Linked DNA regions of Homo sapiens: all the other regions are linked to region 1. The links are chromatin contacts, found by Hi-C in ENCODE. All regions are on one chromosome and are shown on one strand. Each heading gives the region's core, a stretch centred on a gene start or an enhancer-like site at or near the end of the contact. The rest is flanking DNA. Distances are from core to core; before and after follow the strand shown.

Region 1 (3,849 bases), core at 902-3,401:
GAGATATAAGAACAGAATACCACTGTATCATAGTCTTCTTAGTTGGGCCTAAAACTCGGTGTCAGATTATGATCAAGCTGCTGCTACCCCAACAAATGGACTATAAGTGATCTCAGAAGCAAACATGAATTTTGTCCCAAAAGGACTACCCATGACAAAAGCATTGGAAATAGATGTCACTTGCTTGGAAGCAAATTCAGAAAAATGATTCCATAATCAATTATGATATCCCTAACCTGCTTAGCCATCTTATACATGTACATTTTTATTTACATGAAACTTGAGAATAAAACTTGATGTGGATTTTTATTCCGGTTTCATCCACTGAAGACGGGGGAATAAAGAAGCAAAAAGCCAAAATCTTCCATCATTCTTTACTGCAGTTTATTTTCTATGTCCTTTCTACTTCTCCAACTTTCTCTGTTACTGTGGTACTAAAAATATATCCTCCCAGTTTGCCATGGTAAAGTTGGATATGTACAACTGAGCATTACATATTATAAAAATAGGTTAGAAAATACGATAATATTATTATATCATCATTAGAGTTTGAAGTGCCATAAAATTCTAGATCTAAACTTTTAGTTGTGCTTCTCAAGAATGATGCTAACTTGTCACATCATTCTGAGCAAACTATCGCAAGGACAGAAAACCAAACACTGCACATTCTCACTCATAGATGGGAATTGAACAATGAGAACACTTGGACACAGGGTGGGGAACATCACACACCAGGGCCTGTCGTGGGGTGTGGAGTCAGGGGAGGGATAGCATTAGGAGATATATCTAATGTAAATGACGAGTTAATGGGTGCAGCACACCAAAATGGCACATGTATACATATGTAACAAACCTGCACGTTGTGCACATGTACCCTAGAACTTAAAGTATAATTTAAAAAAAAAAAAGAACGATGCTAACTTGTCACAAAATGCAATGGTGTTGTGCTCTTAATACAAGCTCCACAAGCTCTTTGGATCCACAACCACACGGGGGAGCAGCTGTATACCTATTCCAACTGCAAGCTCCTGGTCACATGTAATTCTAAAGTAACTTCTTTGTGACTAAGGCACAGTATTCAACATATCAGATTCAATACAAGGACAAAAAGCCTCTAATGACAATAACCCAAACCAAATAATATCCTTAAAATTATAAAGAGGTAAAAATGTATTGTTTTAAGCTTAGCTATAATATTTTGCCCCCAGCCAGAGTAAATTTTACCATATTATGAAGCAAATTCAAAACAGAAAACTGCTGGAGGTGTGGATGGGAGAAATCCTCAGGTAAATCAAATTTCTTTTAATAAATCTACAAATTAAGAAACTGTAGTACTAAGTGCAAGACAATGTAAGCAAAGATCCTAGAACTGCTTGTCTGTACAGATCAACAATCTCCTTCTTACACATGTCATAATCCTCTTGAAGCCAACTGACAGGATGATTCAATCTTAACAGAAACAGAAGGAACTACAGGGATCATTTGAGTGAAATTCCTCCTTTTCCAGAAAAGAAATCAAGCTCTAAAAAGAATAAGTGGATTTTCACTAACCATGCCAATACTATAGATAATACATTTAAAGCAACATACATTCACACAGTCCCTGGACAATTTACAGAGGAACTCTGGTCCTTCACTTCTAAAATCAGGGGTCTGAGGAAGAATGAGGAAATGGCCTGTGGGTCAGAATCCATGAGAAAGACTAGACCCTCGATGTTCTCATATCTCTCTCTCTCTGCTTTAATGTATCCTGTACAACACTGCCACAGTATTGCTCCAGAAGGGCTGCAGAAATACAAACCAAGAATAAAGAGTGTGAGTCCATCTGAAGTGACTCCAGTGCCAGATTTTTCAGGGAAGTCTCAAGTCTAAGCACAAATAACTTGATGAAAATATTGGTATAGTGGAGATTAGGAAATGCCCTCTCTAGGCTGGATCACAATGAGCTAGTATTAGGTTTTACAACAAAATATGATTTCCAGCGCCAGTTCCAGAAAGCTCAGGCAAGAAATAGGGCTGTAAACAACAATGCTCTGGGAAGCCTAATAGAGCATCAGCACACATTCAGTGGCTGACAAGATGCAAGCTCATCATTTTGTTTTGTGTCATAAGGGCATTTGCCTACTAATTAGCGTTTTGGAAAACTTCCCCAATAATGGGGCCCACAGTCTCTAACACTGCCCCTTTGAAGCTAGTGATCCAAAAATAATATCATTTGACAAGGTAATTTCCCAAGCCACGCCTGAAATGTAAAACAAAAAAAGCACCTCACTGCTTAAAGGTGCTCCACCAGGGACCTTGGGTTTTCCACCAAAACTTGCCTCCCCCACCCTGTTACTAAAGTTGACACTGAATTTGCCTGCAGTCTCCCCCATCATCGTCGTTGTGGTGGCTGCGCTAAGCTCCATGGCTCTGAGAGCCAGCCCGTCCCTTCCCTGCCACTGTGAAGTGGGTGTTCAGAGAGTCTCGCTCCTGGAACGCAGGTGAGTGGAGTCCCCGAAGATCCGCACAAAATAGCCCAGCCAGTTCCAGCAATTATGAAAAAGTCCAGGCTCTCAGACCGCTGACCCTGATAAGTAGAAGTCCTTGGTGCCACCTGGTATTCCAGTGGCTCAGTCCATGTGCATCATCACGAGTAGGATCCAGCTTGCTGCTGAAAAGGCCTCTGTCCCGTTTGTGGATAAGACAGTGCAGCCCAACCATGGGACAGCTTTAGGAGGCAAAAGCTGAAGATGGATTTTTTGTACCTGGCTGATATGGTTTGGCTGTGTCCCCACTCAAATTTCATTTTGAATTGTAATTCCCACAATTCCCACGTGTTGTGGGAAGAAGCCGGTGGGAGGTAACTGAATTATGGAGGTGGGTCTCTCCTGCCCTGTTCTGATAGTGAATGAGTCTCACAAGTTCCGATGGTTTTAAAAAGGGGAGTTTCCCTGCACAAGCTCTCTTCTCTTGTCTGTCGCCATGTGAGACATGGCTTTCACCTTCCACCATGATTGTGAGGCCTCCCCAGCCACGTGGAAGTGTAAGTCCAATAAACCTCTTTCTTTTGTAAATTGCCCAGTCTCAGGTATGTCTTTATCAGCAGCATGAAAATGGACTAACACACTGGCCTACGTGGAGAGAGCACCCTGGCTTCTTCTGAGGGCTGCTGCTGGGCTAGGTGCACCATTACCACTTGAGTATCTTGAAAATAGCTGGCAGTTTTCAGTTATTATACCACAACCGCTTCTCACAGACATATTAGTGCATCTGAGACTGGGTTTATTTCTTCATATACTGGAAACTTTTGTTTTCTTAGAATAGAAAATTATCATACAGGGTTTTATTTCGAGTTTTTCTTTTTATGCACTGTCCTCATGGCTATATTCTCCAGGGAACTTGTTCTTTTGGAAATCATATTTAATGAAGATATTTCCATATTGAAGTGAGGTGGGTGTGGTGTTAAAGTAAAAAGGAAGGAGATGAAATATTTATTCTGCATTACGTTTGAAGTGTTAGATGGCTAAGTATTAAAAGCAACCAAATTAAATCCCCCAAATTAAAGCAATCAGAACACCTGCTTCACTAGATTTTGCCAGCTGCCAATCATGTTGGACTGAGCTAATCTGTTCCTCTTTCTGACACTACTATGGTAAATAACAATAAAACTTGCTTTTATAAAGGCAAAAATGAATGAATGAATGAATGCACCTATAAAACATAATCCTAGTTGTTGAGGGGAGGGAATCTATAATTATATTTTAGTATGGCCTAAACTTCAAGAATTTTTTTTGAATTAAGACCAGTAAAAAAGTTTTCTTAATCTACAAAAATACAGAAGCCACTAATGTGCATTATGGAAAGGAA
Region 2 (3,849 bases), core at 535-3,034, 850 kb after region 1:
CTTAACAATCTCAGCTCTATTTTTGTCTATCACCCCTTTGATACATGTCAAAAAAAATCCCACCCACTAGTTCTCTTTCTCCTCTCCCCATCAAGATCAAGCACCATAGACAAATTAAATAATAACAATAATAGAACAGGAAAATAATACACCGATGATCAGACATCAAAATGAAATGCAGACCCTTAGAACAACTTTGCTTCGTGTACTTTTAATACATTTTATATGCCACACGGCAATTTACTGAGAGGTGGATTTTAACATACCACATATGCTATTGGCAAGATAAGAATTACTGAGTTGAATGTTGGTTCACTAAATATGCTGAAACCCTTTTACAGTGTAGACTCTGAGGAACAGCTAACACTCTCTTTATGGGCACATTGAAATGAATTGTGCTTTTACTGTATGTCATTGTTATGTTTCAGGGGACATGATTTCACCAGTAGCTTTGCCAAATTTTTGCAATAACATGATTCCACTGTATTTCTATTTTAGTACCACGATCTCATGCCTTGAAGTTTATTTGAAAAAAGAAAACAACATAAAAAAGAGTGAAGTTCAGCCAAATCCAGGTTATTCAGGATTTAAGTTATAATCCAGCATGAAGATTATCCTAAACTTTTGCTTCTCTTCCTCACCTTTAGTATTTTTCATCTTAAGTGGATGTTCCTGCTCAGTAGCATATTTCCCAGAAAGAATCAATGGGATTTAATTAATTTCTTGTGTGAAATGCTGCAGAGATACTTTTTGAGGGAGGGAGAGAGAGAGAGAATGAGAATGTATGTAGAGAGAGAGAGAAGAGAGAAATGGTTGGAAGCTTTTGGTAATATTTTCTGATATGTATAAACTTAAATTACCTAGAATTCATGAGCACTTCTGCTTGCTATCCATGTAGAAGAGATCATTAAGAGATTGCTGTATTTTATCCATAATGTACTTTTCTAACCTAAATTATTAGGAATAGGAATACCCCATCTGCATGCTATGAATAACACCATGTGTGGAGAATCTGCACAGATCCTGAGATAATTGTAGGGATGAAGCTGTCTAAGGAGAAATCCCAGGCCTTAGGAGAGTGTGAACCTTGTGGAAAGATGAACAAAAGGGGAAGAGCCCTATTTTGAATCAAGGAAATCTTAACTCATGAGAATAAAATTAGTGTGAGGAGCCAAATCCTGAACAATCTTTAGTTTCCTTATTTTCTCTCTGATGACACTGTAACTGTCTAACTAAAAAGGAGAGAATCAAGTTAAGGAGCAAAGTATTTGGTCAACCCTTTAAACTATTTGTCGACATCATTTTATAGGTCAGCATACTTGTTTGAATTTTCCATTTGTCTTTAGAATATCTACCTGGAGAGAAGTCGATATTTAACTAGAAGAGATGGACGCTGTTGGGCTAATACAAAAAGTTAAAAATTCAACCCATGAAACATTGGTTTTTATTTCATTAGCAATTTTGGTTTCATTTTTTTTACCCAAATTAGGCTGAAAAATGAAATCAAAATTGCTGGTGAAATGAAGCCATTTTATACAAATAGCACTTTGCATCCTCAAAAAGAGAGATTCCACAGAATGTTCTTGTACAAACACCTGTAGTTTGGGTCCATGTGGAATCTCTCTTTTTCAGGACACAAAGTGGTATTTGTATAAGAACATTCTGATTCTGGATCCACTAGCTGCAAGAAGACCTGATTGAACCAGTGCCTCCCGCTGTGGGTGAAAATCAGCCTGGCCTCTCCTGGGACACAGAGGGGACCAAACTGTCAGTCACTAGAATGATTTGTTCTCACTTTCCAGCTGGCTGGTTTGGTGCTGTTGTTGATGCTGCCACAGTCATTGTAGTGTAGGGTAGGTAACAGACTAGCCTTCCAAGCACCTAGCTTTCCACCTCCTTGCTGAGACTTTGGCTTGGTCTCCTAGAAATGGCTCCTTTTAACCCAATAAACAGGGAAGTGGGTGGGGGGATAGCTGTTTAAAAAGAGCACATTTTAATGGAAAAATGAGGTATTTTCCATTGTGGTAATGTGTCTTTTTTTTTCAATCATAAAATTGCTCAAAAGAGGAAGCAAAAAGAGGAACATGTATTCATTTGTTTCAACTTGAATTTGTGAAATGAGTTCTTAAGAAAGCTAGCAGGCATCTATTTCGAAGAATTATGACTCCTTTTCGACATGTAAATATCGTATCATTTCCACAGTATAATTATCTCCCATGATGATCTAAATTTATATGACTGTAGATTCCAAACGCAGTTATTGTGGAGTTTCAACAAGACCACATATGAGAAAGAAAGAGAGAAAATATCTGCATGTGTCAGTGTTCAAATGACACCATCAGAGACTGTTGAGAGTAAGACAAGACCTCTCCTTTGTGACCAGTTAACTGATACTAGACAAGTATTGTTCTAGCAGGTAAAATGACTCGAAGATATCTTCAAACTTTATATTTTTTAATAACCCCCATAATACAGAATTACCTATGGATGTACATGTTGGAGTACATTCACGTGAAAGTATAGAATCAGACATTATTCAGGCAGACTTTCCCTGTTCCAAATACTCCTTAATTGAGGAACTACCTTGACTACTAATTTTAAATCACAATAGTTCCATGCAGAAGGGAGAGCTAAGTTTTGGGTTACAAAATTTTGAAAACCACCATATAGAACCCACCTAAAATATCCAACCACCAACTTGCCACTGGCGATGGCTGAGAAAGCAGAAGGGAGGCAGATGTGGTTGTTGCCCAGTTGGAAATGATGATACTAATAAGACTTTAAGTGAAGTAAGCAGAAGGAGTTTGGGGCATTTGTTATGCTCTCCTTGAAGCTCTGTTCTGAGTCCTCCCAGACCTGGCTGGAGATTGATTTTCCTTCTGTGCTAGATATCCTACGTGAAAATAACCATGGCAGTATTAATAATAGCACTGTAGCAGCTGTTTGGAAAGTGAGCACCTTCCATACCTTAACTTTCTATTTTGCCTGGTAGATTGCACTCTTTTCCTTTTCACTAGCAGATAGTTCTCTGAGTACGAATCTAAAGAGAGGAGAGCCAAGGCTATCTATATTGCCTATGGTAAGACAGCATAGTGAGACATTTCCTTAAAAATCTGGGAATGACTGCAAATGGCATTGGGAATACAATCATGAGTTGGTTGCCCCTGATGGTAGTTCTTCAGGTTCATGCATAGGAAGCTCCAAGGGAAGGTTGACTCATTAGATGCACCAAAGGTTGGCTTACTCTAAAAATGAACATGTCATGAGCATGCACACAGGGTTAATAACATATATTGAGCTTTTCCTATATGCTAGATTCTTTTTTACCTTCTTATTAAATCCAAACAACAACGTCCCAGTGAAGATGTTGTTATCAACAAGAATATAAGCAGAATGAGTAGCAATTTGGGTTCACTTGTATACAATAAACACTTGGCACATTTGCTTTTCAAATGATTTAATAAATGTTAACCTTATGGATGAAGAAACAGAGTTTTGCAGAGATTGAATACTCTGCCAAATTCCCCCAGCCAGATAACGCCAGAACAGGGAAACAGGCCTGACGCTATGGGGAGATTTTGTTCCCTGCCAGAGGTTCAGCATACCCAAATCCCCTCCCTTGTGTGGGCCCTGGTTGGAGTTGGACACAAGAAAAATTTGCATGAGATATGGAAGGTAGAAGTGAAGCAGCAGCTGTTATGCTCAGAGGATGGACATATGGATGCCAGGCACCATGACAGTGTCAACTTACACGTCATCACTTATCTGCTGGTTCACCTCGTTGGTGTGGGGCAATGGCTGGGTCCACAGCTTCTCTAGTTTTCAGCAGATCTCTTCCTTTCAGTTCTT
Region 3 (3,849 bases), core at 1,006-3,505, 760 kb before region 1:
GTGGTGGCACGCACCTGTAATCCCAGCTACTTGGGAGGCTGAGGCAGGAGAATCTCTTGAACCCAGGAGGCAGAGGTTGCATTCAGCTGAGATGGCGCCGCTGCACTCCAGCCTGAGGGACAGAGCAAGACTCCGTCTCCAAAACAAAAAGCAAAAAAAAAAAAAAAAAAAAAAAAAAAAGCACGCTAATGAATTGCAATAGGACCCTCACACAGGAGGGGGAACTGTGTGGGATGGCAGAGTGTAAATGCCCAGGGGAATCAGAATATACAGTCAGGAATTTGAACTATACCCAGCTTTTTGTGCAATGGTGAAAAAGGCTCCAGCTTGAGACTAAAAGAGATTCAGATGTGTCTAGGGACATCTGGCAAAAAAAGCAGTGTCAGCCCCCAGAATCTTGTCTGCATAAAGACTGAGAAATTTTCTGGAAGAGGACTGGTCCCGAGAGAGGAATGATCCAGGAAAGATTAGGTTGACTCAGTAAAAAAGTCTGTGTCATGGGATGAGGAAGATAATTCCGAACACAGCAAGTCTGAGATTCATCCCTACCTTAACTCCAGTTCAGCTTAGTCTGAGTATGATGGGAAGCAGAGAGTTCTAAGTAAATGCTGAAGTGGTTTTACTTTGTGACATGAGCAACTCTGCATTGGAATTCCCTCTAGCAGAACTTAACAGAAAGAAAAAGTCTCCCCTGACCACTTTTCCATAGGGTATAAATCATCACACAGCTTTGGTGCCCTGAAGTCACAGCATGGTGCCTGGCAGAGCTGGCACTGTGTCTGCCATGCCTTGCCAACTGCCTGAGGGTGGTCAGTCAGGAGAAAATGCCATGCCTTACGGATCAGTCACAGAGACAAGATACTTGACAATGGAATAGAGGCAGCATCTGGAGCAGGCTTTTAAACCCAACACAGCGTTAGCAGCAGCCACGGAGAGACTGCTGAACCAGTCAAATGTCAAGCCTGGAATAGCAGAAATGTACCAGCCATGCCCAGTAGAGCAGCAACAACCCCAACTTAGAAACAGCTGTGTCCCACAACATAAGCTCCAACTTATCTGTGGCCATATGAGAATGTAGGGAAAAACTGTCCGTAGGGTAAAAACTTCCAGGGGTTGAGGGGACCTGTGTCAGCGTAAGAGGACATGTAATAGTGACATTGGAGTCTTTAATGTTAGCATGCCTCACAGATATCTGCAGGAAGGAGAGATCTTGAGAAATCTGGGCTATACAATTAGTCATTTCTCAATGCAAGTGTAGGAAAGACAGCCTTTAGCTTTGGTGTTCAATATTAGGTCTATAACAAAGCCAAAAATAACATTAGGTATGTGTACAGAAATAGTGTCTTTATGCCTCATGTTGATTATCTGTTATATAAGGAGCCTTAGAGAATCACAATACTAAGATGCTACAATGATAGAACTCAAGTAGACCAGCCCTCTGATGTTCAAATATGAGAGTGAGGCTCAGAAGAAAGAAAGCCAAGCACTGACTGGTGGTGGAACAGGAAGAAGAACAGAAATCTTCTGACTTTCAGCCCAGGGATCTTTGCATGACACTATAAGGACTCAGGGAGACCTAAGGAGAAACAATAAGCCTGACCATTTGATTCTAGAAAGTGTTAGCAAATAACTTATCTTCAGCCATTCTGTACAAATAAAAACAAAGTGGTGAATTTGTGCAAGAATGGTTAAGATGCTCTTTCCTGGAATGTGAATGTGTTTATATATACATTTCTATTAATTTGGAAATGTAAATGCCAGGATTGATTTCTGGAATAATGCCTTAAAAATTAGAAACACCATTAGAATTAGATTCAGAACTGAAAAAGTTTGCACAACTTTTTGTTTTCTCTGAGGAATGGATGAAGCAAACATTGAGGGGGGAAGTGAAGAACGGAGGCACGCAAGCAAAAACAAGAACCAGAATGAGGAACGAAAATAGAAGAGGAAGTAAGTAGAGGAGAAAGAGCCACATGAGAAGCCTGGAGTGTCTACGTGAATGAGGTGGATGGGTAGAACTCCATTCAGAGGACACTGAACATGAAGTTCATCTGTTTTAACTGGTGTGATTTACTTGACATAAGTGACAGCCCGAAACAGAAATAATAATCATCTGTCAAACAATTTGTTTCACTGTTTCTTGACTGTCCGGCATGTTGTTTTCTTTTTTTAACCTAACCTGCCTGTTTCCTTGACCAGTCAAGTCAAAACAGACAACCCAATGTGTACATGTTAACACAGGCTCTCTCTTGAGTTAATGGCTCAGAAGTCTGAGTCATTGCCCTGAGAACCCCAGATTCTAACTATTCTCTTCTTCTAAATTAGAATGGGATGGCCTCTGTTTATATTTTCGTTAAATAGAACCACATGATTGCAACCTTGCCGCTGGGGGTTGTTAGCAGAGAATTTATTAGCCTGAGCCAGTATCCTTGACTGCAGGGCTGCTTTGGTTGCTGGAGTACACCCTCGATTTGCTATTTTTCCTCAAGAGTTACACTTTAGTGGGTTTCTCCTAGGGGCCTGTGTCTGTATATTGAAGGAGAAAAGAAAAATGAGTATGTCCTTTACATGATCCAGCTGTCTCTGCTACTCCAACCCTCTCTGCTATATTATCAGAGCTTTCCACGTGAAGTCTGAAGTCCCCACAAAGGAAAAGTAAAAGATTCGCTTTCACTTATCCTGTGAAAATATAATGGACATATTCCTGGGAAGTGGCAGTGGCTTACTAGGTCTCTGGTCCTTTTTCACATGTAATAATCAAGTTAGAAATTTTCTTAAGGTGTCTTCCTTTTACTTAAAAGGTTGTCTCCTCTGAACTCTCATATACCCTTTGAGGCCCAGACTAGATGCCACCACCTCCATGAGGTTCTCCTTGATTCTTCCCACCCCATCTGAAAATCCACACTTTTTGGATTTGTGTTTCCCTTCTCTGTGTCCTTAGATTCCACTTCTCCATTCCCTGCTTTGTATCATGCTGATGTCATCTACAAATGTGTCAGCTCCCTGATGCTGGTAATTATGTTTTAACCATCATGTTTCTAATAGAGTAATGAATGTTAACTCAAAATGAACTGGCAGAAGGCTAATAGGAAAAGCCTGAGGATGAGGCAAGGGGAAAGGAGGGAGGGGTTATTGGTAGCTGAAAAGAATGTAGAGGGAGAAAGAGGAAAAGACAAGATTGTTCGGTATTACCATGGAAGAGGGTACAGGGTGGTGGGAGGAGCTTGCAGGATAAGACAAGGGGAAGCTCAGAAGGAGGATCACTAAGATGAAGACAGAACAGAAAGTGGTCAGAAGTCAGTGAAGGGCTGCAGTTGGAGTAAATGCTGCCATAATGGTGTGGACAGTAGTTCCTTCCTTGTGGGAAGGGGAGGAAGGTGAGGACGGCAGGGAAGAGCAATCATCTCATCCCAGGCTACCTCTCCTTCCCATTTCTTCCAGAAGTATGCCTTGTTCCCCAGGCTTACCAGCCTCTGTGACACCTCGTTATTCTGTCACCAGTCCTCATGCAGAGGTTTAAGCCTATTCTTCTCTCCATAGCTCCAGCACCAGAGGAATTCTGAGATTAAATTCCCTGAGTCTGCTCCGTCTTTCAGGTGTAAATAAAACATGATTGTCCTTAGATTACAAAAGTGTACAGTTAACATGTATGTATGGTCTTCTTTTTCATCTATGTTTATATATATACACACACACACACACACACACACACACACACGTACATATGTACATACAGGGGTGAGATTTTTGACTTTCTATATCACTTCTCTTATAATCAGGTAATCAAATTCATTATGAAACCTCAGAAAGGATGTTGAGTCTTCAATAACACTAGGAAGGAAGATATGC

The links. Hi-C counts contacts between places; a loop is a spot of excess contacts on that map. Pooled maps may share reads with other maps.
Region 2: a map with no recorded cell type shows a loop between it and region 1 (4-fold over the local background). The contact joins two enhancer-like sites. A Hi-C loop is called at or near these places in 2 of 37 single-sample maps with no recorded cell type and 3 of 50 pooled maps.
Region 3: a loop to region 1 is called in a map with no recorded cell type, with 4 times the contacts of the local background. The contact joins two enhancer-like sites. A Hi-C loop is called at or near these places in 4 of 37 single-sample maps with no recorded cell type and 3 of 50 pooled maps.

The regions. Positions count from the first base shown.
Region 1 is chr1:220,217,845-220,221,693 of GRCh38, forward strand. All of the region lies in intron 2 of RAB3GAP2 (RAB3 GTPase activating non-catalytic protein subunit 2), which reads right to left. Among named protein-coding and RNA genes, the nearest start is that of SNORA36B, 19 kb to the left of the region's middle. RefSeq lists a silencer at 2,027-2,106 and enhancers at 2,257-2,306, 2,667-2,736. Within about 2 kb of position 2,152, at least 2 of the 41 ENCODE cell types and tissues checked have a DNase peak (open chromatin) inside an H3K27ac peak, as active enhancers do.
Region 2 is chr1:221,067,492-221,071,340 of GRCh38, forward strand. The region is part of intron 3 of LOC101929750 (a long non-coding RNA gene); the gene reads left to right. Among named protein-coding and RNA genes, the nearest start is that of HLX-AS1, 190 kb to the left of the region's middle. RefSeq lists a silencer at 1,653-1,702. Within about 2 kb of position 1,785, at least 4 of the 41 ENCODE cell types and tissues checked have a DNase peak (open chromatin) inside an H3K27ac peak, as active enhancers do.
Region 3 is chr1:219,459,061-219,462,909 of GRCh38, forward strand. The region is part of intron 2 of LYPLAL1-AS1 (LYPLAL1 antisense RNA 1); the gene reads right to left. Among named protein-coding and RNA genes, the nearest start is that of LYPLAL1-AS1, 96 kb to the right of the region's middle. RefSeq lists an enhancer at 2,099-2,188. Within about 2 kb of position 2,256, at least 2 of the 41 ENCODE cell types and tissues checked have a DNase peak (open chromatin) inside an H3K27ac peak, as active enhancers do.